Regions from separate parts of the Homo sapiens genome. Here region 2 is linked to region 1. Evidence: read pairs that join two places in POLR2A ChIA-PET (ENCODE). Cell type or tissue: Caco-2. All regions are shown on one strand. Links, peaks and the distances in the headings refer to the core of each region. The heading gives the core; the rest is flanking DNA.

Region 1 (14,808 bases), core at 9,384-13,383:
CTTGTGCAGACAATGCTGTGCTTTCCAGTGGTCTCACGGCAGCACGATGAAGACTGGAAAGCGACGGGTAATGCGGCATTGATGCTTGCCAATAAAACCAACCAACCAAACACAAACCTTGAAGGAAAACTACAGTGTGATAAAAAGAAATTCTTATCATTCCTTCTAAATGCACAGAAGAGTAAAGACCTAAAAGTCTGTCAAAAAGCAAGAAAGAAACTCCCCAGTGCTAGTCTCCAGGGAGCTGTCACTGTGGCAGCATGGGGATGCACCTAGTTCAGGATCTGAAGGAGCTCTGCCTTTGGAATGCATGGGAGATAGAGACTCGGAGTTGTTGTACATTTACCTTTGTTTAACAGGGCACCACTGTTGAATTAACCCATTCAGTCAACAAGCTCTGAATGTCTGACTTCCTATCTATTCCATTGTGGTCTGGGTTTCCTTTGGTGAAATTCAGGCTCAAGTCTTAGCGAAATGTCAGCAGTCTATACTGACACACCAGCCTCATTTACAAAAAGGAGATATTAAAACAGTGACAGTATTTTTTTTTTAAGCTCTTTACAAATCCACGTTTTATGTATTTTTTAATGACATGAGCTCTCCAGGAAATGTACCTCATCCCCGCAGTTTTCCTCCAAGTGGATTCATTTGGGAGCAAACTGCAGTCACTTTCACAAGAGTCCTCTTTGATGTCAGGAGGGATCACGAAACCTTGCAATGCCATGAACTGGTCCATGGTTATCATCAAAAGTTCCATGCTAAGTGCATAACTTGGAGCTCACTATAACCTTTGTTGATTTCCCTAACCATAAAATCTTGTTGCTATTTTTTTGTTGCTTTTTCTTTTTTTTTTTTTTTTTTTTTTTTGGCAGCCTTGTAAGGAGAACTTCACCATTTCCCAGCACATCCCTATGTGTGCGCCTATTTTAATGCACCTCTCTGAAACAGAGACCTTTTTGTTCACAACCATAACTAAAGCTGGAAAGTCAGTCTTCAGGCAAGGCGAGGGAGGAAAACATCCCATTAGAATTTTTTCAGGAAAGACTTATGGAAAAAAATATCTCTCTCCCACCTCCTTTTATCCCCATGAGACACAGTTTCCCACTGTAATCAGGGTAATATGCATTTGTAAGTTCTGATATGTGATACATTTATGTGATGGCAAAGATAAGTCTGTCTTGCATGCAGGTACTAGAGTTGTGTGGGCAGGGTCATCTGAAACTCAAGCAACTCAGAGGAATATACAAGGGGCTTGGGGAAGAAAATGGTGCTCCCGGAGCAAGTGTTGGATCCATTTTGCAAACCTTCATGTTAGCAGAGAAAGCTAGAGTTTGTTTAAACAAAAATAGGGCTGATTTCATTTTGGGGACTCAGGAGCAACATGGTTTGTAGGCAGTCCCCTCACCCCAGCTGCAGGGCCATGCCACAGCTGTGGGGACTTCACACACCTAGGCTAGAACTAGAGGTGTCTACCACATCACCCTTTAAGATTTCTTTATTAACTATTTAATAATGCCATACATTTTTATAAGGTTAGATGTTTGTTTGAAACATTTGTTTACATTCCATATTCCAATAAAATCTTATTGGTATTGGTAGCAGATCCTACTCTAAATGTAGATTCTATTTTTGTCGTTTGGTCTGTGGGAACTTAAAATACAAATGAAACTCTTCTCTTATTATAGAGTTGAGTTTATAGAGTAAAAAATAAATAAGATCCCAAAGCCAAGGAATGCATTCAGTTAAGGTTCTCATACCAATGCTGCCTGCTTGCATTGCACATTCTGTATACTAATGTAAACATTTGTTCTACCTGAAAATCAAAAGCAAGATGTGAGCTCTTTGGCTAAACCTGTATTGATATGTCAGGCAGCAAAACTCAGTGTTTGAGATTATCAAAAGCCTTCTAATATGCCCTTATAGGCAATCCTGAAGCATTGGTTATCATCAGGGAGATGTGCCACTGCGTGTCTTTCCTGCTCCCCCTCCAATCTCCTTTATCACCCCACCCCACTCCTCAGCCCTCCCTTTTTTTTTTTAAGTTGCCTGTCTGGACCAGGCAAGAGGTGCCTACTGGAGGGTCTTGGTGAAGCGGTAACTCCATTCCTTTCCCTTGGGTCCCCCAAAGGTAATAAAAGTACCTGGAGGAGAATAGTCAGGTGATTGACCTCTGCCTGTCTCTCTGACGGTGATGTAGGTGCAGACACCGCCTGCCTGCCTTGTCCTGGGGTTTTGTAACTGCAGCTTTGACACAGGCATTCTTCCTTTGAAGCACACAGCTTGCTTTTCCAGCACCTAGACTTTTACCTCTCTTCATGCCTTAGACTTAGACCATAACTGGGCTTGAAATGCTCACCCCTTCCTGGGTCTGGTCTTGGCACCTAGGCTATTCCTTTCCAAACTGAAGTGAGTCCAGTTTCAGACCATCTCTTTTCCTGTCTCCAAAAACCATTTTTGTTTCCAAACCTAGCTCCCCCGAAATTTTAAGACTATTTACCTAGATTCGGAGATGGTCTTGGAGAGTTCCAAAAGGGGTGTGTGTGTGTCTGTGTGTGTGTCTGTGTGTGTGTCTGTGTGTGTGTCTGTGTGTGTGTCTGTGTGTCTAATATTTAGACTAAACCATGGTAAATGTACGCACCCAGTATCCTTTTCAGTTAGCATATTCTTTCTTAAACTCATCTCAGTACTTTTCATTTGTTTGCTTCATTATCTTAAACAGGTTAAAAGTGCCTATGATAAGGACTTAATTATTTCCTAAAGAAAAGCAAAAAATGTGGGGAACAGGGTAGTGTTATACTATCATCTCAGGTACTGCCTATGTTCAAGAACATAGACCTGGTATGGTGAGAACAAAAGGTTCCTATGCCAAATCCAGATGGCTATATCATTTGTTGGCTACAAGTGAGCCTGACTGCAAGGTTTGCTTCTGCTGAGAAATCCCATGGTGAGAGTAGAACTCATGAAGTGCTGAGTCACATTTGCACCTCTGGTGTGGTGGCAGTTCACTCTCCCCTGGATGCTGTCAGCTGGCCTTGCTTTCATCCTATCCCTGTAGGCAGGGTAGGTGGCTGGGTAGGAGAAGCTATTGAGTGTATGACGCAGACCAAGCTTTCCTGGGCCTTCTCACCAACTAGAGAAGCGCTGATGTCGTTCATTGAGGCACTTAAACACCAGTCACTCAGCCAGGCCTCCTCCCAGACATTCTGTAACATGTCAGCACTCACAAGGTTTAAAGCAAATGTGTTCCCTTGCAGAGAGGAAGGTGCTCTCAGACTGATAGATTAGAGGAGACAGACAAACTCGTAATCCTTGGGGACTTGAAGAGAGTGGCTAGGGGAAGGGCTGTTAAAAGAAAAGGGACCAATAAGAAAATCCATCTAAAGGTAGCTCTTGAGGAGGAAATTAACTTCTTGAGGGGATAAATTAGAGGGTACCAAGTTTATGTTCTGGAATGTACCCTGGGGAGGGCGCTGCCCACTGGATTGGTCCCAGTGGACTGAAAGGTGGTGCTCTCGAGTCAGGCGCTTAGTCCCAGAGAGAGCTGGGTGCCGCGGGGCTCGTGGTCTGTGCCTACTCAGGGAAATGACTTAGGTTCTCCCAGGTGCTCTGTTGATAAGGATGGAAGCAGAACTACTTTGAGACACAAGCAACAATTGGAAGAGTTTTTTTATATGAACTGAAATAGATCTAAGAGAGCCTGGTTAACAGTTTCCTTTAATACCAGTTCAGATTAAATGGTTACTTTAGGAACCTGTGTTACTGTGTGAGCACCCACAGAAACAAGCAAACTTATTTCCTACAAAAAATGAGGGGATAATAACCGATCAGAGTCACAGTCGTTTCAATATAAACCCTTCCGAAAGCAAAAGCAGGGACCACATGAGCACACAAGAAGCCAAAGTTTGTCAGTGATCTTAATAAATTAAGACTGAGTAACATCCTGCCTTTAGAAAAAAATAACCCCGAGGTGGAGACCAGGGCAGGGGAGGTGGCGGAGAAGCATCGGGCCAGATCAACCGTTAATAACATGCTTCTGAGCTATGTGGATGTATAAATGAAAACACCCCCAACTAGGTATTGTAGAGGCTGGAAAAAGATGTGATGGGATTATACAGGTGATGCATATTTTTGTTTTGAGACTCAACAATGTGCTACAAATGTGATACTTAACCCTGAACTGCATGTATTGGGGATTGTTTTTTAAAAAGAAAAAAAACAACTTTGAATCAATAAATTAACAGTTTTTCACTTGCTGGCTCTTCTTGCTGTAAATGGTGACTAAGAGGTTGGGACAGAAATCTTGACAACTAGTGGAAAACTTGGATAATCTTCAAGGACCATGGAGCCTTCTGTTTCCTTCTGTTTGCAGAAAAGCAACACTGCCTGGGTTGTGATCCTTTACAAGTGACTACTTCAGACACAATTGGCCACCTCTTTGTATCACTGGATGACTGATGTATGATTTATGTGCTGCTGCCCTTAGAGGGAAGAAAAATGCCATGTTAAATCCTGTTTTCTTAAATAAAAATGTTGACAATAACCAGCCTTCCCAAGTGGGAGACAAACCATTGCTATGAGGACCTTAACTTGTATTTCCTGTCTCTTTGGGGGAGAGGGGAGGGATAAACCTTGAATTGCAAAGATGTGTGTTACACCTTGATGTGAAAACTTTCCTTTGGCAGAAGTGGGGCTAGAGTGGTGTCCTGTTGGGAGTGTTCCGTTTTTATGTACTTGCTTCTGAGTCGCGCCACTCAGACACCTGCCTCTTGGGATTGACTGTTTTAGTGCATGACTTTAACCTTGTGGCCTGGTGCTCTGCATTTGTGAAACACTCTCCCTAGCCCCATTCCTTGCAGCACATGCTATTATTTGGCAGGTGGTGGTATCTTTAATTAATGTGCTTTCTTTAATTAGTGTGCTTTCTTCTCACTGAGCCTCTGAAGTTGGGTGCTTGGAATCAGCTGAAGTGTTTAAAGGCAAATATAGTCATTTCTTTCTTAACCTCATGCACCATGCAGCCCTTCTCAAATCAAATACTACGCAGTGGAACCCTTCCTTTACCCAAAGAAAGTTTTCATGAAATGATTTTGTGTGTGTGACAGCTTCCCAGGTGCATAGTCCTTCCTCAGTACTGTAGTGCTGTTCTGGGAGGCACTGCTTCTAGAATTCCACTGCCGGCATCTCACCACCCACTTGCTATGCTGGACCTGGAAGGAGAAATGAGGTTTTCAGGCCATGCCAGGCAGCTAGCTGTTTCCAGGGGAGAGTTAAAAATATTTGAGCTCACTTACTGCTCTTTGTTTATTAGTGGACTCAGCCCTTTTTCTGAGTAAATACAGACCCCGTCTTAGTCCTAAGACACCTCAGATAATCAGGTCAGGTCTGAGGGGGACCTAGAGCTGACTGCTGAATTTGTAGCTTGACTGGCACAGAATGGTCAAGAGGCTCTGAGGCTTCTCCATCAGCACCCTGGACCCGAGGGATGGGGTAGAGTGGAAGACCTGGTCACAACACACGTGGTGCCCAGAGCACCCGTCCTGTGACAGAAGGCCGTGCTAGAGACCATCTCTGTCATGATAATCAGAAGAGGAAGGCAGAGGGTACTGTTGGAAACCTGAACTCAGCGAGTTCTCACAGGGTTCTCCACCAAGTGGCATGGGAGGGCCGAGCTTGCATTCTAGCACAGGCCCTCCTACACGTGGAGGCCTCCCCTCGCCCGCTCAGGTTGATTAATGACGTCTTTCCCTCCTCCCGTCTCTTTCCCCAGGTCTGTTGCGGTTCTCCCACTTTTCCATAAGCAGAACAAGAACCAAATCAAACGTCTTAACGCGTATAGAGAGATCACGTTCCGTGAGCAGACACAAAACGGTGGCAGGTTTGGCGAGCACGAACTAGACCAAGCGAAGGGCAGCCCACCACCGTATATCAAACCTCACTTCCGAATGTAAAAGGCTCACTTGCCTTTGGCTTCCTGTTGACTTCTTCCCGACCCAGAAAGCATGGGGAATGTGAAGGGTATGCAGAATGTTGTTGGTTACTGTTGCTCCCCGAGCCCCTCGACTCGTCCCGTGGCCGCCTGTTTTTCCAGCAAACCACGCTAACTAGCTGACCACAGACTCCACAGTGGGGGGACGGGCGCAGTATGTGGCATGGCGGCAGTTACATATTATTATTTTAAAAGTATATATTATTGAATAAAAGGTTTTAAAAGAAACGTATGGAGAGTTTTCAGTATGGAAAGGGCCGTGAACTGAGGCCTGTGACTCAGGATGAGACAAAAGCGCATTCGTGCCAGGTTCTAACCAGACGAAGCAGGGGAGGTCCCTGGGACAAGGTGGGCCAGTTTTCATTTTTGTTTTTAAACAGTCTTGCTCTGTCATGGAGGCTGGAGTGCAGTGGCGCAACCATAGCTCACTACAGCCTCGGCCTCCTGGCCTCAAGTGATCCTCCTGCTTCAGCCTCCTGAGTAGCTGGGATTACAGGTGCATGCCACCACACCTGACAAGTTTTCTTAAGTTTTTTTTTTGTAGAAATGGTCTTGCCACGTGGCCCAGGCTGGTCTCAAACTCCTGACTCAAGTGATCCTCTTTCCTAGTCCCCCTAAAGTGCTGGGTCTACATAGAGGTGTGAGCCACCACACTCAGCCAAGGAGGGCCCGTTTGTAAGGACTCTCTTCCAGAGCTGAGTGGTGTTAAGAGGTACACAGTGAACCAGTCCTAGGAATGGGGACAATATGGATGGCTGAAGTAGACTCAGCCAGGAAAGTGGGGCTTTGCCTTGAACACATTCCAACTGGCCAGCATCCTCCCTGGCCTCTCCTTCAAATGAGAGTCACCTCCTGTGAATGCAGGAAGATGCCTTGGCCCTTTCTTGGTTGCCCCTTTGCTCCCATCTCCACATTTCATCCCATCTCAATCCTGTCCCCTCAGCACCTGCTACTGAAGAAAGGCCCCGTCTTGGAGGCTGGTTGAGTTTGCTGTCCTGAGGCAGGAGAGGGGTCGAGGTCTCTGATCTGAGGGCTGCTTTTGACCACACATTCTGAAGCACCCATGAACTGGAAGGAAAAGCAGACACTCAGGGAGCTAGAACAGAAGCACTGGTTGTATTTGTTAAATGGGAGAAACCCAATGCTACAAATGAGACTTCGCTGGCTCCCATGGTCCTCAGCTCAAGACAGTGGTGCCAGGGCAGGTGAAAGCAATGGCCATGACCTTGTACTGGCTGCTGGTTTGTGTCCTCCCACTGCCTGTAGGACAGCAGGAGCTATGGGCAGATCTAGACACCCAAGCCACTGGATGGCACGCCAGCTAGGTCTCCACAAAAGCAACTTGGTCCACACAACATTCTCTGTCCTCTGCAGCTAGTTCTGGCCCATGGTGGGAACCCAAGTGTGGATGTTCACAGTTTTTGAAGTGACTATGGAGGAAAGCAGGCCCCTTTCAGGGCCACCACAGCATCGTGGTGTCCTTTGGACCAGCTTCTGTGGCATCTAAGCTGTTGCTCAGGTGTGGGAGCTTGAGACTGTGCATCCCCCCTGGACACCAGCAGGTGAGGACCCATAGGCCACCACCTGTGGGACACTGAGCAGATAGACTTGGTGCTTTCTAGCCCCATCACTGGCCTAATTTTCTCAAGCTGGCTGTCTCGGGGCTCTTTGTGACTCAAGGCTGTGCAAATTTCTGTGAGTCTCCCAGATCTCTGGGACTGCATCAAAACACCTTGTTGTTTTGTTGTACCCTGTAGTACCTAGGAACATGCTTCGTGCGTGCATGTTTATCTCCACAGCATGTATCTGTGCTACTTAGCGTGACTTACTGCCATCTCAGGTCTTCTCCAGACATAGAGGGTCTTATTCGAATAGAATCATTTGATTGGCTTGCATCTTTAGATGTCATGTAGAACTTGGAACCATAACTCCCTCCTCCAATTTCCCCCCTCAACCAAGGCTCTCTTTAACTGCTCCGTGTGGAAATCATGTTTCACAAATAATTTTCAGTTTTGTGGGTGATTATGGTTGGGTTGAGAAAGTGTGTGGTTGTAGAAAGAAGAGAAAGGAGGTGATTTTTGAGTAGGTTGTTTTGACTTTTGAAAGCAGGGGACGTCCTAACACCTGCTACCACAAAAACTGTCTTCAGCTCCTCCTCAGTGTGCTTGGAGATTCAGAACATCAGCTCTCATCTCCCAGTGGTCCTGGTTGTGTTCTAAACAATATTGATTGCATTTTCCTGATTACCAAAATAATATATGTTTGTGGTAAAAACAAAAAAAAATTCAAATGCTTACAGAGAAGTAAATAACGAAAGCCCCAGCCCCCAGCCACACACACACACACACACACACACACACACACACACACACACACACACACACACCCCATGCTCACAGGAAAGCCTCTTCCTCTCTTAGAGATAATCACCATTAAATTTTGTGTATATCTTCCCGGTTTTTTCCTATGCACTTACTATTTTAAAATTATAATTTTCATTTTTACATAAATGGTAATCAGACTATGCATTCTTATTCTGCAACTCGTATTTCCACTTAGTTGTGAAAATCTTACTGCATTACCGTGTATAAATCTACCTCACCCCTTTTCGTGGCTGCATGGTTTACCATTGCGTGATACACCACAGTTGAATCAATCTGTTATTGATAGACTTTGGATTGTTCCTCATTTTTCAGTATTACCAGTATTGCTGCAATAAACAAATGTGCACATACATTTTTGGACAATATGTATGTGGAATGAAATCGTTAAAAATAATTATGCTATATGATGTTTTTGGAAAGGGTATTCTTATGATTCTAGAAAGCAGCCTCCCAGCCCTTCCCTCACTGGTGCAGGCTGGAACTGTGATGACTCTGGCCATGGGATTCTTGCAGGCCTCTATCAAGCACGTGGGGCACAGGCACGGTATCTGCAGCCTCTCAGCTTTCTAGAGGACTACAGAAATGTTTGAGACCTGAATAAAGAAAAAGTGTTGGCTCTAACCTAAGAAAGTTGAAAGTAAATATTAATAAGTGGAATTAAACGTCTTAATGTACAACCTTGTGAACGTCACTCATTAAATTCAATAATTGCTTTTAAAAATATCTTTCTCATAAATTAGTGAGTCACAGAATTGTCAGATAATTTCAAAAGCAAATTCTAAGGATTCTTCTCAAAAATCACAGAAGAAAAAAACATAAATATGAAAAATGGTTGCATTTTAATGTATTTGAAATGCCATGGGAAAGAATTCATAAGTAAGCACAACGGCAGGGCACGGTGGCTCATGCCTGTAGTCCCAGCACTTTGGGAGTCTGAGGTGGGAGGATCGCTTAAGGCCAGGAGTTTGAGGTTGCAGTGAGCTGTGATCACGCCACCACACTCCAGCCTGGGTGACAGAGTGAGTCCCTGCTTTAAAAAAAAAAAAAAAAAATGCATGCTGAGGACCAGCATGTTTTAAAATAGCTCTGGCCGTAAGGGGCCAGGTGTTAGAATGGATGAACAGTCTTTTTCAGAATATTATTCTACAGGCTGTTAAAATAATGTGCATCTTAAATGCATTGTGCTAAGCAAAGAAGCCAGATCCATGTGGAACAGATCTGTGGTTACCGAGGGTTAGGGATGACTACAAAACATGAGTATGAGGTAATTTTGGGGGATGATGGAATTGTTCTGTGTCCTAAATGTGGTGGTGGTTATATGACTTGGTGCCCTTGTCAAAACTTTACACCTAAAAAAGAGTACATTTTATTGTATGTACACTTAAAAGTTCATTTTGGGACAGGGTCTTGCTCTGTTGCCCAGGCTGGAGTGCAGTGGTGTAATCATAGCTCACTGCAGTTCAACCTCCTGGGCTTAAATGATCCTCCCACCTCAGACTCCTGAGTAGCTGGGACCACAAGCACACACAACCATGCCTGGCTAATTTTTTTAAAGTTTTTAATAGAGACAAGGGCTTGCTATGTTTCGCAGTCTAGTCTCAAACTCCTGGGCTCAAGCGATCTTCCTGCCTCACCCTCCCAAAATGTTGGGATTACAGGTATGAGTCACTGGGCCCAGCCTAAAATTCATTTTTTTAATAATAACATGCAGGGCCTCACAGACTCCCATTTAGACTCCACTCTCCAATGAGCAGGAACGTCATCTGCACACCGTGACTCTTCCTGATAGGCTCGAGGGCTATCACTGCTGGGGCTGGGATACAGTTGTTCTTTGCCAGCTAGACACTCCAGTCATTCAGGGCACACTTCCATCTTTGCTCCCAGCTAAGGGATACAGCTCCTCACCTCACTGCTATACCTCCGCATCCCCATCCCCACCAGAAAAGAGATGCAGGGAGTCAACTCTGCCTTCCAGTGTGTGGCAAGCCCCTCGTGTCTCCAGGGCAGATGTTCTGAATTTTTGGGCTTGGACTAACACGAAGAGGCACTGTCCACTGGGTATTGGCATCTGACTAGGGCTTTTGTGCACTGAAAGGGATGCTTACAGTTACTAGTGTTTTAAACAATAGTTATTAAAGCTGTACATTTAATTTGCCTCATGTCTTTAAGATCAGTTTATAAATCTAGCTACAACTAGCTACAAACAAGTTGATTTTGTATATAGATAGAAATGCTTAATCTTTAATGTTCAATTAGTTCGAAACAATGAGTTAAAATGAAAAAATTGCTTGCACGCCTAATTTAGTTTCCTTGGCCATTTTAAACTCAATTACACGTTTAAACTGTTTGATTTGCACACACTTCCAATAACTAATATGAAAGACCTAAAATCTGATGAAATCTTCCTGAGCATTGAAATACTAACCTAAATCTACATTCATAAATTTAATACGTTAAGGTCTTGTAAACATTCATTATTTATCAACTTGTTAAAATTTTCTTTTTTTTTTTTTTTTGAGAGTAGTCTCGCTCTGTTGCCCAGGCTGGAGTGCAGTGGCGCAATCTCAGCGCACTGCAAGTTCCACCTCCCGGGGTTCACGCCATCCTGCCTCAGCCTCCGGAGTAGCTGGGACTACAGGTGCCCACCACCACGCCCAGCTAATTTTTTTGTATTTTTAGTAGAGACGGGGTTTCACCGTGTTGGCCAGAATGGTCTCAATCTCCTGACCTCGTGATCCGCCCATCTTGGCCTCTCAAAGTGCTGGGATTACAGGCATGAGCCACCGAGCCCGGCCTCAACTTGTTAAATTTTCTTAGATATTTTAAAATTAAAACCACAGATCTAATTTCAAATTCCTTTAAGCATTTTGAATTAAATTCCAAGTGTCTGATCCTCTAAGACATTAGGTACTCTTAAATATTTCAAATATTTTAACAGTATCACCATAATCGGAAACATTCTTCAGTGTAACCCAGATTACTGAGATCATGGGTTGTATTTACTTACCACAATCTCTGTGTGTTTTAGCACTCGCCCCACCAAGGTGACATACTCTGCCTCAGCTCAGGACTGCAATATGTTAATGGTTAGAGATTCTGGGCCAGGCACAGGACTTGATACTGCTTCTGTAATAGTTCTACCCAAGCTGGAAGCTAAACGTCTTGGAGTAATGGGTTTTTTCTTTATTCTTTTCTTTTCTTTTTTTTTTTTTTTTTTTTGAGACAGGGTCTCACTCTGTCGCCCAGATTGGAATGCAGTGGCGCAATCTCAGCTCACTACTGCGTTCAGCTCCGAGGCTCAAGTGATCCTCTTGCCTCAGCCTCCTGAGTAGCTGAGGCCACAGGCATGTGCCACCCCACCCAGCTAATTTTTTGTATTTTTGGTAGAGACAGGGTTTCCCCATGTTTCCCAGGCTGGTTTTGAACACCTGGCCTCATGTGATCCACCAGCCTCAGCCTCCCAAAGTGCTGGGATTACAGGTGTGAGTCACGGCACCTGGGCAGTAATGGGATTCTTAAGACAACTTGTATCTTGCTTCTGGTGCATTATTTTACCTTTTGCACAACTTTTAACTGCCTGATTTGCATCAGTTGAGCTTCTGCACCCACTGCCCAGGTTGCTCTTACTTTACTGCCTCATTTGATTTTCCTCCCTTTTTATTATTATTTTTGTCTGACTATGCCATTCTTTTAAAAATTATTTTCGACCAGGCGCAGTGGCTCACACCTGTAATCCCAGCACTTTGGGAGGCCAAGGCGGGCGGATCACGAGGTCGAGAGATCGAGACCATCCTGGCTAACACTGTGAAACCCCGCCTCTACTAAAAATACAAAAAATTAGCCGGGCTTGGTGGCGGGCACCTGTAATCCCAGCTACTTGGGAGGCTGAGGCAGGAGAATGGCATGAACCCGGGAGGCGGAGCTTACGGTGAGCTGAGATTGTGCCACTGCACTCTAGCCTGGGCGACAGAACAAGACTCCGTCTCAAAAAAAAAAAAATTATTTTCATGTAAATTTTTTTTCTTGTCACTCAATTGGATGGCTAATCCATTCTAATATTGACAGCAGCAATTTTTTTTTTTTTTTTTTGGATACAGGGCCTTTGTCACCCAGGCTGGACTGCAGTGGTGCAATCATGGTGCACTGCAGCCTCGACCTCCCAGGCTCAGATGATTTTCAACCTCAGCCTCCCAGGTAGCTGGGACTACAGGCGTGTGCCACCACGCCCAGCTAATTTTTTGGGTTTTTGTTTTTTGTTTTTTGAGATGGAGTTTCGCTCTTGTTGCCCAGGCTGGAGTGCAGTGGCGCGATCTCGGCTCACTGCAACCTTCGCCTCCCGGGTTCAAGCCATTCTCCTGCCTCAGGCTCCCGAGTAGCTGGGATTATAGGCATGCATCACCACGCCCAGTTTAACTAATTTTGTATTTTTAGTACAGACGGGGTTTCTCCATGTTGGTGAGGCTGGTCTTGAACTCCCAACCTCAGGTGATCCACCTGCCTTGGTCTCCCAAAGTGCTGGGATTACAGGCATGAGCCACCACGCCCGGCCCTGTATTTTTTTATTTTTAAGAAACCATGTTGCCCAGGCTCGTCTTGAATTCCTGGCTTCAAGCAATCCTCCTGCCTTGGCCTCCCAAAGTGCTGGGATTATAAGCGTAAACCATCATGCCTGGCCTGACAGCAGCAGTTTACTAGCAAGGTTTTTCTTGTACAAAGGAACTTCAAAAAGTTTGTGAAAAATTGAATTTAAAGATAAAAATTAAAAATATGAATTTATTTCTCAGCAGAATCTTCATCAAGTTCAAGACAATTTTGTAAGTGATATCAGGCATTTAGTTCCTCCTTAAAGAACTGAGGGAAGCTGGGCACGGTGGCTCATGCCTGTAATCCCAGCACTTTGGGAGGCTGAGGCGGGTGGATTACTTGAGATCAGGAGTTCGAGACCAGCCTGGCCAATATGGTGAAACCCCGCCTCTATACAAATACAAAAAAATTAGTCGGTGTGGTGGCACGTGCCTGTAATCCCAGCTACTCAGGAGGCTGAGGCAGGAGAATCACTTGAACCTGGTGGGTGGAGGTTGCAGTATTGAATCTGGGGGGCGGAGGTTGCAGTGAGCTGAGATTGCACCACTGCACTCCAGCTTGGGCGACACAGTGAGACTCCGTCTCAAAAAAAACAAAAAACAAACAAACTCAGGGTCCTGAGAATTTAACCATGCCAATGTAGTCTTGCTTCCTTGATTTATTTATTTATTTATTTATTTAGAGACGGAGTCTCCCTCTGTTGCCCAGGCTGGAGTGCGCTGGCATGATTTTGGCTCACTGCAACCTCTGCCACCCGAGTTCAAGCGATTCTCCTGCCTCAGCCTCTCAAGCGCTGGGATTACAGACGCGTGCCACCACGCCCGGCTAATTTTTTGTATTTTTAGTAGAGACAGGGTTTCGCCATGTTGGCCAGGCTGGTCTTGAACTCCTGACCTTAGATGATCCACCCACCTTGGCCTCCCAAAATGCTGGGATTACAGGCATGAGCCACCATGCCCAGCCTCATTATTAACTGAAGAAAAATGGGTGCCCTTTAAAGAATTTGTCAGATTAGGAAACAAAAAGAAGTCAGAAGGAGCTAAATCAGGACTGTAAGATGGATGCCTAATGATTTCTTGTTGAAACTCTGCAAAATTGCCCTCGTTTTTCATGAGGAGTGAGCAGGAGCATTGTGGTGGAGAAGGAGTCTCTAGTGAAGCTTTCCCAGGCATTTTTCTCCTAAAGCTCTGGGTAACCTACTGAAAACACTCTCATAGGAAGCAAATGTTATCATTCTTTGGCCCTCCAGAAAGTTGACAGCAAAATGCTTTGAGCATCCCAAAAAACTGTTGCCATGACCTTCGACTGGTCTACTTTTTCTTTGGCCAGACCACTTCCGCCTCTCGGTAGCCACTGCTTTGTGCTTGTCTTCAGGATCGTACTGGTGAACCCATGTGTCATCTCCTGTTACAGTTTTTTTTGAAGAAATGCTTCAGATTCTTGATCCCACTTATTTAAAATTGCCATTGAAAGTTCTGTTCTTCTCTATAGTTGATCTGGGCAAAGCAGTTTTAGCACCCATCAAATGGAAAGTTTGCTTAACTTTATTTTTCAAAATTTCTTAATTTTTCAAAATTGTGTAAGCCGAACCAATTGAGATGTTTGTGCTGTTGGCTATTGTTTGTTCGTTTGTTTCTTTCTTTCTTTTTTTTTTTTTTTTGTGATGGAGTCTTGCTCTGTTGCCCAGGCTAGAGTGCAGCAGCACGATCTTGGCTCACTGCAACTCTGCCTCCTGGGTTCAAGCAATTCTCCTCCCTCAGCCTCCTGAGTAGCTGGGACTACAGGCGCCTGCCACCGCACCCAGCTGATTTTTGTATTTTGAGTAAAGACAGAGTTCCACCATCTTGGCCAGGC
Region 2 (14,007 bases), core at 10,008-14,007, 110 kb after region 1:
CTTTGGTCTTCAGTTACATCTATACTTATCAGTCTTTTTGTTTTATTTAGATATATATATATCAAAGTATTTATGCTGTCTCGTTCCATGAAAGAATTGAAGCATCATTTTGCTGATATGTCTGTATGAAAGGCCTAATTATAACTAAAAAATTGAAACAAGTGGACTTTTTCCGTAGTAAAAGCAGCAAAAGCACATTATTAATAGTTTGGAAAAGATCAAAGAGAGAAGAAAAGCCACCCATTATCCCAGCGCATCTAATACAAAATCTAACGCTGCCAGCAATTTTTCTTCCCAATCTTTATCCTGCTCATTTGCACTTTAAAGACCACCATTGTTCAATTTCTAGCCTGCTTTTTTCGCTTAAAGTTGTATCAAATTTATTTCCATGTTGTTGCATGAACTAATTCCAGAATCACCATCTAAAAATTGTTGTATGGGGTCGGGCAAGGTGGCTCATGCCTGTAATCCCAGCACTTTGGGAGGCTGAGGCTGGTGGATCACCTGAGATCAGGAGTTCAAGACCAGCCTGGCCAATATGGTGAAACCCTGTCTCTACAAAAATACAAAAATTAGCCGGGCATGATGGCAGGTGCCTATAATCCCAGCTACTTGGGAGGCTGAGGCGGGAGAATTGCTTGAACCTGAGAGGTGGGGGTTGCAGTGAGCCAAGATCATGCCATTGCACACAAGCCTAGGTGATAGAGTGAGACTCCATCTCAAAAATAAATAAATAAATATTATTGTATGGTATTTCTTTCCCCCCCACTTTTTTTTTTTTTTTTTTTTGAGACAGGGTCTCACTCTGTTGCCCAGGCTGGAGTGCAGGTGGCACAGTCACGGCTCACTGCAGCCTCAACCTCCCAGGCTCAAGTAATCCTCCCACCTCAGCCTACTGAGTAGCTGGCACTACAGGCGTGAGCCACCATGCCCAGCTAATTTTTGTAGAGATGAGGTTTCACCATGTTGCTGAAGCTGGTCTCTAACTCCTGGGCTCAAGTGATCTACCTGCCTCGGCCTCCCAAAGTGCTGGGATTACAGGGGTAAGCCACCGCACCCGACCTGTGGTATATTTCATCAAAGAATATGCTGCAACTTGTTGAGCCAGTGTCCCATTATTGGGCTGGTGGCTTCGTTACTGCCGTTGCAAATAAAGCTGAATGAACAGTTTGGTACACAAAGTTTTTCCCATGTTCTGGAAATATGCTTTCTTAATATTGATTTCTAAACTCTGCAGGATTGGCTTATGAAACTGAACAAGACGTGTTTGCAAAGCTGTTTGTTAACTTGCAAGTTCACATGGGTGCTGGGGAGAGTGGATGCAGTTGCATGTTGTGTAACTCGGCAGACCCCAGTGGGCAAGGCAATGTGGCTGGAATGGGAGTTTCTGCACTTCTAGAGCCCTAGCTCTGATGCTAACTTGCTATGTGACCTGGGACAGGTCTGTTGCCCTCCTTGAGCCTCAGACTTGGGTGACGAAATGCAAGGATCTGATTAAGTGACGATTGCATTTTGTATTTTTTTCAGTTACAAATTACAGAAATTCCAACTCAACCCTTTGGATTGACTAAAGAGATGGTATTTATTGGCTCTTGCAAACGTGTAAGGGATGTTGACTTCAGGTCTGGCTGTATCCAGGGGCTGAAACAATGTCATCTTTCTGTCTTGTGCCTCTGTTCTTTTGTGTGGTGCTCATTTTAAGATAGACAAAGGCCAGAGATGACTTGTACCACTGCCCACCCCTGGTAGGAATAGATTTGGGGATAGGGAACTGACTCCACCTGGGCCCCACCTGCCCCTGAAGCTGAGGAGAGAGGCAACCTTTCTGCAACTCATGAACTCAGAGTTGGAGGAGTGGCAGCTCCAAGGGGAAAATCAAGGTGTGAAGCCAAGAGATGGGAAGATGGGTGCTGGGCAGCCAGTGGAACCTCATGTCTGCACATACTTAAGCCCATCTTTTCACTGATTCTTAGCACTGTTGGGATCCTCATCTTATAACACAGGAAGCAGAGGCTGAAAGCTCAAGTAAGTTGCACAAACAGAGCTGGACTCTGACCCAGGATTTCTGAGACCTGATCCAGGACTTAGTCGGATTCACCCACTGCCTCTTCTCTGATGCTCCTTTAATGTCCGAAGCCTGCTCCTGCAGCCCTGCACCACCTTGAACTGACTGCTGGCATAGGCATGCGTGCATGCAGCAAGCCTCCTAATCACATTCTGTGCCCCCCTCCTGTTATCTGGGGACAAGGAGAGGACAGCTCATCCCCACCCCAGGAAACAAAGCTCTGCTTTCAGGAGCCCATTCCTCCACGGGAGGCATCTGCACACAGAGCCAGTTGTCTGCAGAATGGCTTCCCCTCCACTAGAAACTGAATAAGAGGCTGTGGTAGGAAATTGGGGGTGGGGGCAGAGAAAGAGCCCTATAGACACCAGGAGGGCGTAGAGGAAGGGACAGGCTCTCTCACGTAATGAATGAAGTTGACAGAGGGTTCTCACTGGAGAACATGGTTCCAGAGAACTGACCGAACTGACCAGAGCCAATACCCATTCTTGTCTGTGCCTCAGTTTCCCTATCTGTACATGTTGCACAAGGAGCCCAGGAGCTTGGGCTAAGAACTTTCTAGCCCTAAAATTCATTGAGTAATAAACGGTCAATTTCTTCACACTAGAGAGAATGCTTACAAATCAATAAGAAGAAACATCCCAAAAGGCAATTGGGCAATGGTGATGAGTAGGCCATTATCCCCTCCCCCTACCAAAAAACCCCCCAAAACCCTCAAACCGAAAAGGGTTAACAACGAACATAGGCAAAAATGTTCAGATTCAGTGGTAATCAAAGAACTGCAAATAAAGCCAACAAAGCATTATTTTTAGCAGTCTCACCAATTATGTTGATAAAGGTGATCTCACAGCTAGTGGAGAGGATAGGCACTCAGCCACTTCAGGGAGGAATAGAAACAGATGCTATTTTCTTCCTGGGAGTAATTTGTTGGTATTAAGCCTTGGGACGCTGTGGGCTGGCAATTCCGCTTCTCGGACTCTCTCTGAAGGCAAGGATTGTGGGTGTTTGCAAAAGTCATTTAGCAAAACAAAAACAATGTATCCTTTTTTTTTTTTTGAGACCAATTCTTGCTCTGTCCCCCAGGCTGGAGTGCAGTGGTGTGATCTCCGCTCACTGCAACCTCTGCCTCTGGAGTTCAAATGATTTTCGTGCCTCAGCCTCCCGAGTAGCTGGGATTACAGGTGCGTGCCCCCAAGCCCAGCTGATTTTTGTATTTTTAATAGAGACAGGGTTTCACCATGTTGGCCAGGATGGTCTCGAACTCCTGACCTCAAGTGATCCGCCCGCCGTGGCCTCCCAAAGTGTTGGGATTACAGGCGTGAGCCACCACACCTGGCCAGGATGTGCAGGATGTGTTATTAAAATTATGAATCAGGGCCGGGCGCGGTGGCTCACGCCTATAATCCCAGCACTTTGGGAGGCCGAGGTGGGCGAATCATGAGGTCAGGAGATTGAGACCATCCTGGCTAGGACAGTGAAACCCCGTCTCTACTAAAAATGCAAAAAATTAGCCGGGCGTGATGGCGGGCGCCTGTAGTCCCAGCTGATCCGGAGGCTGAGAGAGGAGAATGGCGTGGACCCAGGAGGCGGAGCTTGCAGTGATCTCACTGCCGAGATCATGCCACTGCACTCCAGCCTGGGCGACAGAGCGAGACTCCGTCTCAAAAAAGAAAAAAAATTATGAATCAAATCATGTCAGCTTCCCCCTGCCCCTTAGAATACTCCCAGGGTTTCTCTTCATCAGGCTTAGAACAACTCCGACTCTACCACATAGCCTGGTCCTGCTCCCTTCCTCCCACCTCCACCCCCTTCACCCACTGTCTGTCTCCTTTCTGGTCCTCAAACCAGAAAGGCCAGGCCTGGTCTAGCCTCAGGATCTTTGTGCTTGCTCCTCCCTCTGCCTGGAATGCTCACCTCCCTAGAATGTGACCTCAGTAAGGAGGGTCTCTATGTTTTTTGTTTTGTTTTGTTTTTTTCTGAGATGGAGTTTCACTCTTGTTGCCCAGGCTGGAGTGCAATGGCATGATCTTGGCTCACCGCAACCTCCGCCTCCCGGGTTCAAGGGATTCTCCTGCCTCAGCCTCCCAAGTAGCTGGGATTATAGGCACGTGCCACCATGCCCAGCTAATTTCTGTATTTTTAATAGAGACAGGGTTTCGCCATGTTGGCCAGGCTGGTCTCGAGCTCCTGACCTCAGGTTATCCACCCATCTGAGCCTCCCAAAGTGCTGAGATTACAGGCGTGAGCCACTGCGCCTGGCCGAGGGTCTCTATGTTATTCACTGCTAGACCCCTGGTCTGACCCCCGATATCAGTAGATGTTCACTGAATACATGAAAGGTTAAGAGCATGAGCTTTGGGGTCAGAAGCAGGTGTGGGCTTGAGTCCCAGTTCCAGCACTGGTTAGCTGTGTGGCCTTGTGTAAGTTCCTTCACCTCTCTGAGCCTTGGGCTCCTCTGCTGTGAAGTACAAGCAGACGAACTCCCTCAACGGGGATGTGCAAGCATATCAAGTCTGGTACAGTGTGACCCTGGAGGATCATTTGTGATAATTACAGGCCTCTCTGAATTTTATCTGTAATTGTGCTGCCATGGATTGAGGAACTCCAGGCATCCATAGAGTGCATCCACCAAAAGGATGTAGTAGGAAATGATCTACGGGCCGGGCGCGGTGGCTCAGCACTGTAGGAGGCCGAGGTGGGTGGATCCCTTGAGCCCAGGAGTTTGAGACCAGCCTGGCCAACATGATGAAACCCTGTCTCTAAAAAAATTACAAAAATTAGCCAGGCATGTTGGCGTGCATCTGTAATCCCAGCTACTCAGGAGGCTGAGCTGAGAGGATCGCTTGAGCCCAGGAGGTGGAGGTTGCAGTGAGCCGAGATCGCACGACTGCACTCCAGCCTGGGAGACAGAGTTAAAGTATACAGTGAGTCCTTAACGTTGCCAATAGGTTCCTGGAAACTGAGACTTTAAGTGAAAGGAGGAACTACATGCTATAGGAACTTAACTCTTGTTTATACCAATTAACCTACGGTAAAATTGGTTTTGTTATACATTCTGTTGTTTCCGCTTAACAGTTGAAGTTTCCAAGAACCTATCAACGACGTTAAGTGAAGACTCACCGCACTGTTTACTCGCGTATTTTATCATCGTGGGCATATGATGCATGCTCATAAAAATTCAAGCGATGAATCAAATACAAAGTGAAAGTCTCCTACATCCCACAATTTCTCATCCAAATTTCATGCTATATTAAATGAAAAAGGCAGGTTAAAAAAACCCCAATATGCACAGTACAAACTGACATAAACAATAAAATATGGCTGGGCGCAGTGGCTCACGTCTGTAATCCCAGCACTTTGGGAGGCCGAGGTCAGGAGTTCGAGACCAGCCTGGCCAATATGGTGACACCCTGTCTCTACTAAAAATACAGAAATTAGCTGGGTGTGGTGACATGAGCCTGTAGTCCCAGCTACTCAGGAGGCTGAGGCAGAAGAATCGCTTGAACCCAGGAGGCGGAGGTTGCAGTGAGCCGAGATGGTGCCACTGCATGCCAGCCTGGGTGACAGAGCGAGACTCTCTCTCTCTGTCTCTCTCTCTATATATATATATACATTAGTATATCCTCATAAGGAAAAGCCTGGAGGATTTACATTAAAGTGTCAAGGATGTTTGGTGGGAGAGTAGAGATTGCTCGCATTTTTCATGGTCTTTTTTGCCTTTTCTTTTTTGAGACGGGGGGTCTTGCTGTGTTGCCCAGGCTGGAGTGCAGTGGCGCAATCACAGCTCACCACAAACTCAAACTCCTGGACTCACGTGATTCTCCCACTTTGGCCTCCTGAGTAGCTGGGACTACAGACACATACCATCATGCCCAGCTAATTAAAAATTTTTTTTTTTTGTAGAGATGGCGTTTCGCCGTGTTGCTCAGGCTGGTCTCGAACACCTAAGCTCAAGGGTTCCTCCCGCCTCAGCCTCCCTTAGTGCTGGGATTACAGGCATGAGTCATGCCCGGCCATTTCTGGCTTTTTTGTGGCTTCCTCACTGTCTGTGGTGGCTGACCACGTATTTCTTTATGTAATCTGAAAAAGCCCATGTGGCCGGGCGCGGTGGCTCACGCCTGTAATCCCGGCACTTTGGGAGGCCGAGGCGGGCGGATCACGAGGTCAGGAGATCGAGACCACCCTGACTAACATGGTGAAACCCTGTCTCTACTGAAAATACAAAAAAATGAGCCTGGCCTGATGGCGGCAGGCGCCTGTAGTCCCAGCTACCCAGAGGCTGAGGCAGGAGAATGGCGTAAACCCGGGAGGCGGAGCTTGCAGTGAGCGGAGATCACACCACCACACTCCAGCCTGCGAGACAGAGCGAGACTCCGTCTCAAAACAAACAAACAAAAAAGCCCACGTAACAGTTAACTTGATGTCTCCTGCCTCGCCCCACCCCCTACCTTCCACCCTTTGTCTACTTGATCCCCAGGGGCTCTTGCGAAGAGCAACTGTGGGGTTGTGCCAGAGACCCCAGAGGGAACCCTGGTTCTCAGTATACTTTTGACGGATGAAGAGATGGGCGCCTTGTGGTCCTGGAGTTTGGCAAGCTCCTGAGGAGTCTTAGGTGGCCAATAAAAATGCCTGAAGGGAGGCTTGAATTTGGAACTCAAGCTACCCTAGGACATCGTCAAGGCAAAAATTTAAAAACCAAACCAAACTGGGGCCAGGCATGGTGGCTCACACCTGTAATCCCAGCAATTTGGGAGGCTGAGGCAGGCAGATAACTTGAGGTCAGGAGGTCAAGACCAGTCTGGCCAACATGGTAAACCCCTGTCTCTACTAAAAATACAAAAAAAAAAAAAAAAGAAAGAAAGAAAGAAAATTAGCCGGGTGGGCATGGTGGCGTGTGACTGTAGTCACAGCTACGCGGGAGGCTGAGGCAGGATAATCACTCGAACCTGGGAGGTGGAGGCTGCAGTGAGCCGAGATCGTGCCACTGCACCCCAGCCTGGGCAATAGAGTGAGACTCCATCTCAAACAAACAAACAAAAAACAAACAAACAAACAAACAAAAAAACTAAACCAAACCAGAACCTGACAGCTCACACTGGCTTCAGAAAGTGAGTTGATCAGTACATGAAACTGCAAAGTCGGGCCACGAGCCTTTAGGCACGGCTGGATCCAGGTGCTCAGATGATCCCTTTCCACAGCTCTGTGCCACTTCAAGGCTCTGTTTTCTTCTGTACTGGCTTCACTCCGGGGCAGGCTCTCTCCCTGTGGGGGCAAGATGACCTGTCAAGGGCTCCAGGCTCACATCCCAGGAGCTCAGCAATCCCAGTGGACACAGGTTTCTCTCTCCCAGGGGCTCCAGGAAAAGTCCCAGGGAGGCCCTGATGGGCTAGGCTTGGGTTTCCTCCCTACCCCTGCACCAGGCACTCGGGGGCTGCTGGCTGGTCCTGGGGCACAAGCCCATCCAGCCATCACTGGGTGAGCAGTCAGCTCTGCCAGAGTCCATGCACTGAGAAGGAGGGGGGGTTGTTCTTACAGGACAACGCAGGGGCCACTGGCAGAGGGAGGGGAGGCCAAGCAGAGCTCCTCCTCACTAGCCGCTGGAAACTCGTGCTCCAGGAAGCACAGGACTGCCCTTTATCAGGAAAGCTGAATTAATCACAACCCACTGCCCTTGGTTCTGCAGAAGAACAGATGAGGGGGGGTCCTCCATGGGGGTGGGGAGGTCAGGGCTTGGGGGGTAAGATAGGGGAGGGTGGGAGGAGAGTCCTGCCTGGGGATCAGAAGACACAGTTCAAACAGTAGGTGACTATGGCCTCATCAACCCCCTCTCCAGGCCTCAGTATCCCCATTTGTAAAGAGACATTGATTGGGCTGGAGTCTACAGGTTGTAGGATAGTGCTGCATCACTGGCTCAGAGGAATTCCTTCCCTCCTTCCTTCCTTCCTTCCTTCTTCCTTCCCTCCCTCCGGCCTTCCTTCCTTCTTTATTCCCTCCCTCCCTCCCACCTTCCCTTCCTCCCTTCCTTCTTTCCTTCCTCCCTCCCTTTCTCCTTCTTTCCCTTCTTCCTTCTTTCCATCCCTCTCTCTCTCCCTCCCTTCCTTTCTTCCTCCTTCCTTTCCTCTCTCTCTCCCTCCCTTCCTTTCTTCCTCCTTCCTTTCTTCCACCAAAAATGAAATTCTAAGCCCCCTCCCCCCAGTCATCTGAATGGGCTCCCTCCTTTTGGCCAAAGGCACTCCAAAGTTAACCTGAAAAACTGCTAGAGGCCATGACGGAAAGGGTGGGGGGGTCGGACATGCCTCCTTATACCCTTTTCCCTTTTGGAATTCAGGAAAAGCCAACCAGCATTTAGCATCAACATAGATCTCAAGTCTGATTAAAAAAAAAAAGTTTACAATCCACTGTCTCGGAAAGCCTGCTACCTGGAGGCTTCATCTGCATGATGAAACCTTGGTTTCCACAACCATTTATTGCAACCCAGACATTCCTTTCTATAGATAATAACTCTTTCAACAAATTGCCAAGCAGTAAAATTTAAAATCTATGTATAACTTGGAAGCCCCCACTTTGAGCTGTCTTGCCTTTCTGGACCAAACTGACGTTTATCTTAACTGTATTTGATTGATGTTTCATGTCTCCCCAAAATGCATACAACTAAGCTGTGCCCTGACCACCTTGGGCACATGTTCTCAGGGTCTCCTGAGAGCTGTGTCACAGGCCATTGGTCACTCATATTTGGCTCAGAATAAATCTCTTTCAAATATTTTTAGTTTGACTTTTTTTTTTTTTTAAGACAGTCTTGCTCTGTCACGAAGGCTGGAGTGCAGTGGTGAGATCTGGGCTAGCTGCAACCTCCGCCTCCTAGGTTCAAGCAATTCTCCTTGCCTCAGCCTCCTGAGCAGCTGGGATTACAGGCGCCTACCACCACACCCGGCTAATTTTTGTATTTTTAGTAGATACTGGGTTTTACCACGTTGGCCAGACTGGTCTTGAACTCCTGACCTCAGATGATCCACCTGCCTCGGCCTCCCAAAGTGCTGGGATTACAGGCGTGAGCCACCATGCCCAGCCTTTCTCTCTCTCTGTTTTTTTTAATCTCTCTTTTTTTTTTTTTTTTTTAAGAGTCGAGGTCTTGCTCTGTCACTCAAGCTGGAGTGCAATGGCATGGTCATAGTTCACTGTAGCCTCGAATTCCTGCCTCAACCTCCTGAGTAGCTGGGACTACAGGCATGCACCACCTTGCCCTGTTTCTGAACAGTTTTAAATGGAATCCAGTTGATCCCATTAAGAAATCATGCTGTGACCCGTGTCAAGAGGGGAGTAATATTATTTGTCCAAGAGAGGCCTCTGAGCTTGACTGTCAGTGGAGGGGAGTTGCAAGGCTATTTCTGGCGAAGACTGGAGTGGGTGAAAGACGTTGGGGGTGGGAGGTGTCAGAGGTGCTTGGAGAGGAAACCTGAGCTTGGGGCTTGGACCCAGAGTCTGGGAAGAAGGGCAAGTGTTTCGGTGAGGGAGGAGCTGGGGCAGGGCAGCCCTGTCCCCAGGGCCCAGTGGGGTGAGGCCTCGGCAGCTGGGAGGGAAGCGGGTGGGACAGGAATGTCCCTCTTCCCAGGCACCTGTCCTCAGGCTGGCCGACCTGTGACCCCATCCCACAGGCAGGAAACAGACACCACCCCAGTGCCTACCAGGTACCTGCACTTAGAGTAAGGATATTGGTAATGAACCATCGAGAGCCTTTCACAAGCCAGGAGCTGTTCTACGTGTTCCTAAGCATCAGCTCCACCAAGCCACATGATGGAATAGGCATGCCTGCGTGCCCATTGTACGGATGGGGAATCAGCTTAGTGAGGTGGAGGTACTTGCCCAAGGACGCACCCCCACCCTGAGTGATGGAGCCATGGTCAGTGTCTGGGTGCCTGGAACAAGGGGCAGGCTGGGCTAGAGCTGAGGAGATCCATGTGCTGTGGAGCCAGAGGCAGAAGGAAACAACAACCTTGAGGAAGGCAGGCAGGAAGCTGGGAGGCGGAAGCCACACACTGGGTCTTGAAGGGTCTATGCCATTTGCACAGGATGAGATGTACAGGGAAAAGTTTTCCAGGGGAGGGAACAGTGTAAGGAAAGGCATAGAGGCAGGCAAGTGCAGGGGACATTTGAGACAGGGCGAGAAGCCTGGCAGGGGCCTCTGCCAGCACTTTGTGGGTCATGAGGCCACTTGAGAAGTCAGCTGAGGGTGGAACTGCTGCGTCTTGAAAGTGCTGTGAGGCTTAAAATCCCCGGCATTTACCGAGGTAGCCGAGGGGGGCTGTCCCCTACCTCCCTGTGTGGTTCCTCAAATTGTCAAGGGTAAGGAAGAAAGTCTGGGAGCTGAAGTCCCCAGAGGCAGGGCTGGAGGGTGTGGAGGGGCTCCTCTGGGACCTACACGCAGGACCCCACTGTGGCCTGGGCACTGTGGATGCGCAGGAAGCCGGCATTCCTTCCCGTGAGCTGGAGGAGAATGGCCTCTGTGTGAGCCACAACAAAAAGGCTTTTCTGCCAAGTTGAAGGGGGAGAAAGCAGCCAATTCAGCCCCTGCCCCGGCCTGAAAGAAGGCTCTGTTGGTGGCCCTGGGGTCTTCGATGCATAGAATGTGCGGGGAGGAAGGCTGATGGGCAGGGGCCACCTTGCCCCTGTCCCGATGCTCCGGCAGCACCAGGGTCGGGTAGAGCTGGACTGTGGTGCAAGTTGGTCCAGCTGGGTCCTAATCCTGGCATGGCCATTTCCTAGCTGTGTGACCTTGGCCAAGTCACTTCACCTGAGCCTCTGCTCTCCTGAGTAAAATGTAGATGGGGAGCTTGTCAGCCTTGGGGTCACGATCACACATTGAGCACGTGCCCGGTGCCAGGCCCTTGCCTGCAAGGTTGCCAACACCTTGCAGCCACCCAGCATCCTCTGTCCACCTCCCACAGGCTGCAGCACCAGGGCTCAGGCACTGGATGTTTTAGACTCTAAAACTCCAAGCCTTGCAAATGCAGGAAAATAAAGTTATAAGGAAACATGTCAAATTGTCAACACAGGCTGAGAGATTATGGCAACTGAGACTTTTCTTCTTTTTGCTTATCTTTAATGTCTTAGTTTTTGCAGCTGGGAATTAGTAAAAATGTAAAGGAAAAAAGGATGCTGAGGGAATGGGGGCTGTGAGGGGCCCAAGGTGAGTTTAGGTTACAGTCACATTAAAAGACAAACAAACAAAAAAACGATTTAAAGGTGCAGGCTCCTGTTTAATCCCGGGGAGAAGGGACGGGGGTTAGGCCTCAGGCAGGCCTGGGATCTGGGCTCTCTGGACGTGGGGGAGTCAGGGCCTAGCTGCCCCACCCACCCCTCCTCATGCAAAGCCCCCCCGCAAGGATAGATAGATAGGGCTCTCGGATGGGCCGTGCCTTCAGCCACTGGGCCTCTGAGATTTTAGCAGCAAGCTTGGGGGAGGAAGCCTCTTTAGGCAGTTTCCTGAGGAGGTGAGGCCTCTGCCAACTCTCTCCCCTGGCCTTGGCTCTGAGGAAGGGCTTGACTCAAGGCCTTTCAAACTCTCCTCTCATCCCTGGGCCCCGACACTGCCCTCCACCTGCCCGGTGACCTCTGGGCTTTTGGGGGGCCCTAGGGACTCAGGTAGGAGGCAGACCTGGGAGGGACCCCGTGGCTTCTGCCACAGGGAAGCTGACAAGATGGCGGCTGCTTGGAATCCCCCCTGCTGCCACCAAGGCCCCTGTGGTGGGGGAGCTCACCGGCTGTTTCCTAGATGAGCCTGAGAGGCCTTCGAGGTTTCCAAGGGCCAGCACTTCCTACTCTCCCCAGCCAGTTTCAACACAAAGAGAGGAAGGGGCGGGACGGGATGGGACTGGTTGTGGGAGTGGGAGCTGGGCCTGGAACAGGCGGAACGACCCTGCCTGAGGACTTGCAGAGGCCTGGCCTGCTCCGTGGTGGGGGTGCGACCCCTACTGCAGCAAATCATCACTTTCCTGAGGGCCCAGGCTAGTACCTAAGAGGCTTGGCCAAGAGCATGGATGTGGGGGCTAAGGAGGACCTCCCGGGTCCACAGCCATGCTCAGACTCAAGGGACGGTGACACCTCAGTCTCCTGCCCTCCTGGGGTATCACTTGCACCCTGCACAGGCCTGGGTGGGATTTTCTGCTTCTCAAAGATGAAAGGGCAGGTCTTGGGTGCCTGCCACTCTGAGCAGCATGTGTGGGGAAGGGAACTTTTGGAATCAAAGTGCCACCATTTCCCATCTCTCTCTGTGCCTGGCTCTGGGCTCCCGTCAGTGCTCAGAACCCAGCCTGGGAGGACTGGCCTGGCTCTTCCTCCACTCCTAGACGGGGAGGGCTTGTGGCAAACTCAGTTGTCTTTTCTCAGCAGGAACAAACGGCAAACTAACTCCATGCTCCCTCCCTGCCCCACCCCGGCAGGGTGACCCCAGGTGCCCTGCCTCTCCCTCTTCTGGACTCTTGAGGGCAGCCCTAAGCTCTGCCCCTCCCAGGGCATAGTTTCCAAGGGCCATCGGGAAGGAGCCCCCATGGAATTGGAACAAGGTCTCCTTGGCATTGAGGTCAAGCCCCCTAACCCTAGCATGGGCTGGACCCCCACCACCTGCACGCCCTTCCAGCTGGAGGTTCCAGCCCAAGGCCTTACAAACAAGGACACATTTGCCGGCTGTACAATTTATTCAGTGCACATTATTTACAGAAATAAATGTATGGGGGTGGACACGGAACCCCCGCAGCCCCACCCCTTAGCTGGCTCTCCGGTTCTGCAGGGGGCAGAAGCTGCCGGACCCGCACTTGGTGCCAGTGCACAAGAAACCACTCGCAGAGGCCAGCAGAATCCTTCCCCCTCAAGTGCCTTGGGGATCCTGGGTGGCAGACTCCACTCGCTCAGGGCCATGGGGAAGTAGAGCCAGCTGTACAGTACCATTTCCCACAGCAGCCACGGCCTCTTGCTTGCTTTGGGAAGGAAAAGAGGAAGGAGGCATCTGTCCTCAGGGCTGAGCACAGGAGGGCAGCCTCTTAGGCCACAATGGGCTCCTTCGTGGGGTTCACAGTCTGATGCGCGGCTGGCCTATCCCCACCAGTGTCTCTCCTCCCAGGACCCTGGGGGCACAGGGAGCTGGAGGGGAGGAACCCCTCATGCCCAGTGCCTGACACTGTGGGCACCCATTCACGGCCATCCACTGCCCAGGCCTAGGCACCCACCAGCCCCCTCTCCCTGGGGCTCAGGACACTGGCAGCTGAAGCCCAAAGGAGCTGGAGCTCAGACCCCTGAGGCTAGTGGTGTGAGTCGGAGAGGGAGGGAGGAGGCACAGGGAAGGAACAGAGGGTTCTAGCTCAGGGAGGCATCTCTGCCAGGGGCGAGGCTGCTGCTTCCCTGGGGAGAGGGGCCCTGGCAGACTCCCTTTGGTCCGTGGTGAGGCAGGCCCAGGGCCCTTTCTCCAGAGAGGGAAGGAGGTGTGGGCCCAAGGGGAGGTGGGAGCTGGGGGCTGCTGCCGGGGGTGGGCTGGGTTCTCTGGCACAAGGAGCCAGGGTCACTGAGGCTGTCAGAAGTGGACTGCGAAGTCCACTGGATTGGGAAGGAACCAAGCCTCAATGGGGACTCAAGGGCCACGGCCCACCTCCCTTCCAGGTCCCCTTTGGCCTGGGGCTGCCCCTGGGTGGAAGGCTCTTCCTAAGGCCCAGAGAGACTCACTTGGGAAGGAGGGGACCAGGGGGGCCAGACAGTCTCCAACTGGGCAAAGAGAGCCTGGCAGTTACAGCCCTGGGGTTCAGGCTGAGGAGGTGCTGCTCTTCCAATGTGGGCCTCTGCCCCTCTGCTCCCCTGGCTGTGGCCAAGCCAGAGGATGATGGGGGCCTAATTCCCTGTCTGGAGCAGAACTACATTTAGAAAATTCTAAACACCCTGCCCCAGTCGGGGAAACAGAAACA

What was found. Peaks named below come from ENCODE experiments on the same cell type or tissue, not always from the same donor. Only the 100,000 strongest peaks of a DNase experiment are listed, where the experiment ranks them.
Region 2: POLR2A ChIA-PET joins it to region 1 with 5 read pairs; 1 of 35 experiments calls an interaction of 5 or more read pairs at or near these places.

The regions. Positions count from the first base shown.
Region 1 is chr16:58,149,313-58,164,120 of GRCh38, reverse strand. LOC101927556 (a long non-coding RNA gene) reads right to left here. Exons shown (of 4, transcript NR_188516.1): 4 at 3,697-5,207. It overlaps CSNK2A2 (casein kinase 2 alpha 2), which reads left to right. Exons shown (of 12, transcript NM_001896.4): 11 at 1-67; 12 at 5,768-6,214. The coding sequence ends at 50. Among named protein-coding and RNA genes, the nearest start is that of CFAP20, 27 kb to the right of the region's middle. In Caco-2, for the core only: no CTCF peak of the experiment used is centred there; DNase peaks (open chromatin) are centred at 11,422 and 11,600.
Region 2 is chr16:58,045,629-58,059,635 of GRCh38, reverse strand. It overlaps MMP15 (matrix metallopeptidase 15), which reads right to left. Exons shown (of 10, transcript NM_002428.4): 10 at 12,735-14,007. Among named protein-coding and RNA genes, the nearest start is that of MMP15, 27 kb to the right of the region's middle. In Caco-2, for the core only: no CTCF peak of the experiment used is centred there; a DNase peak (open chromatin) is centred at 11,925.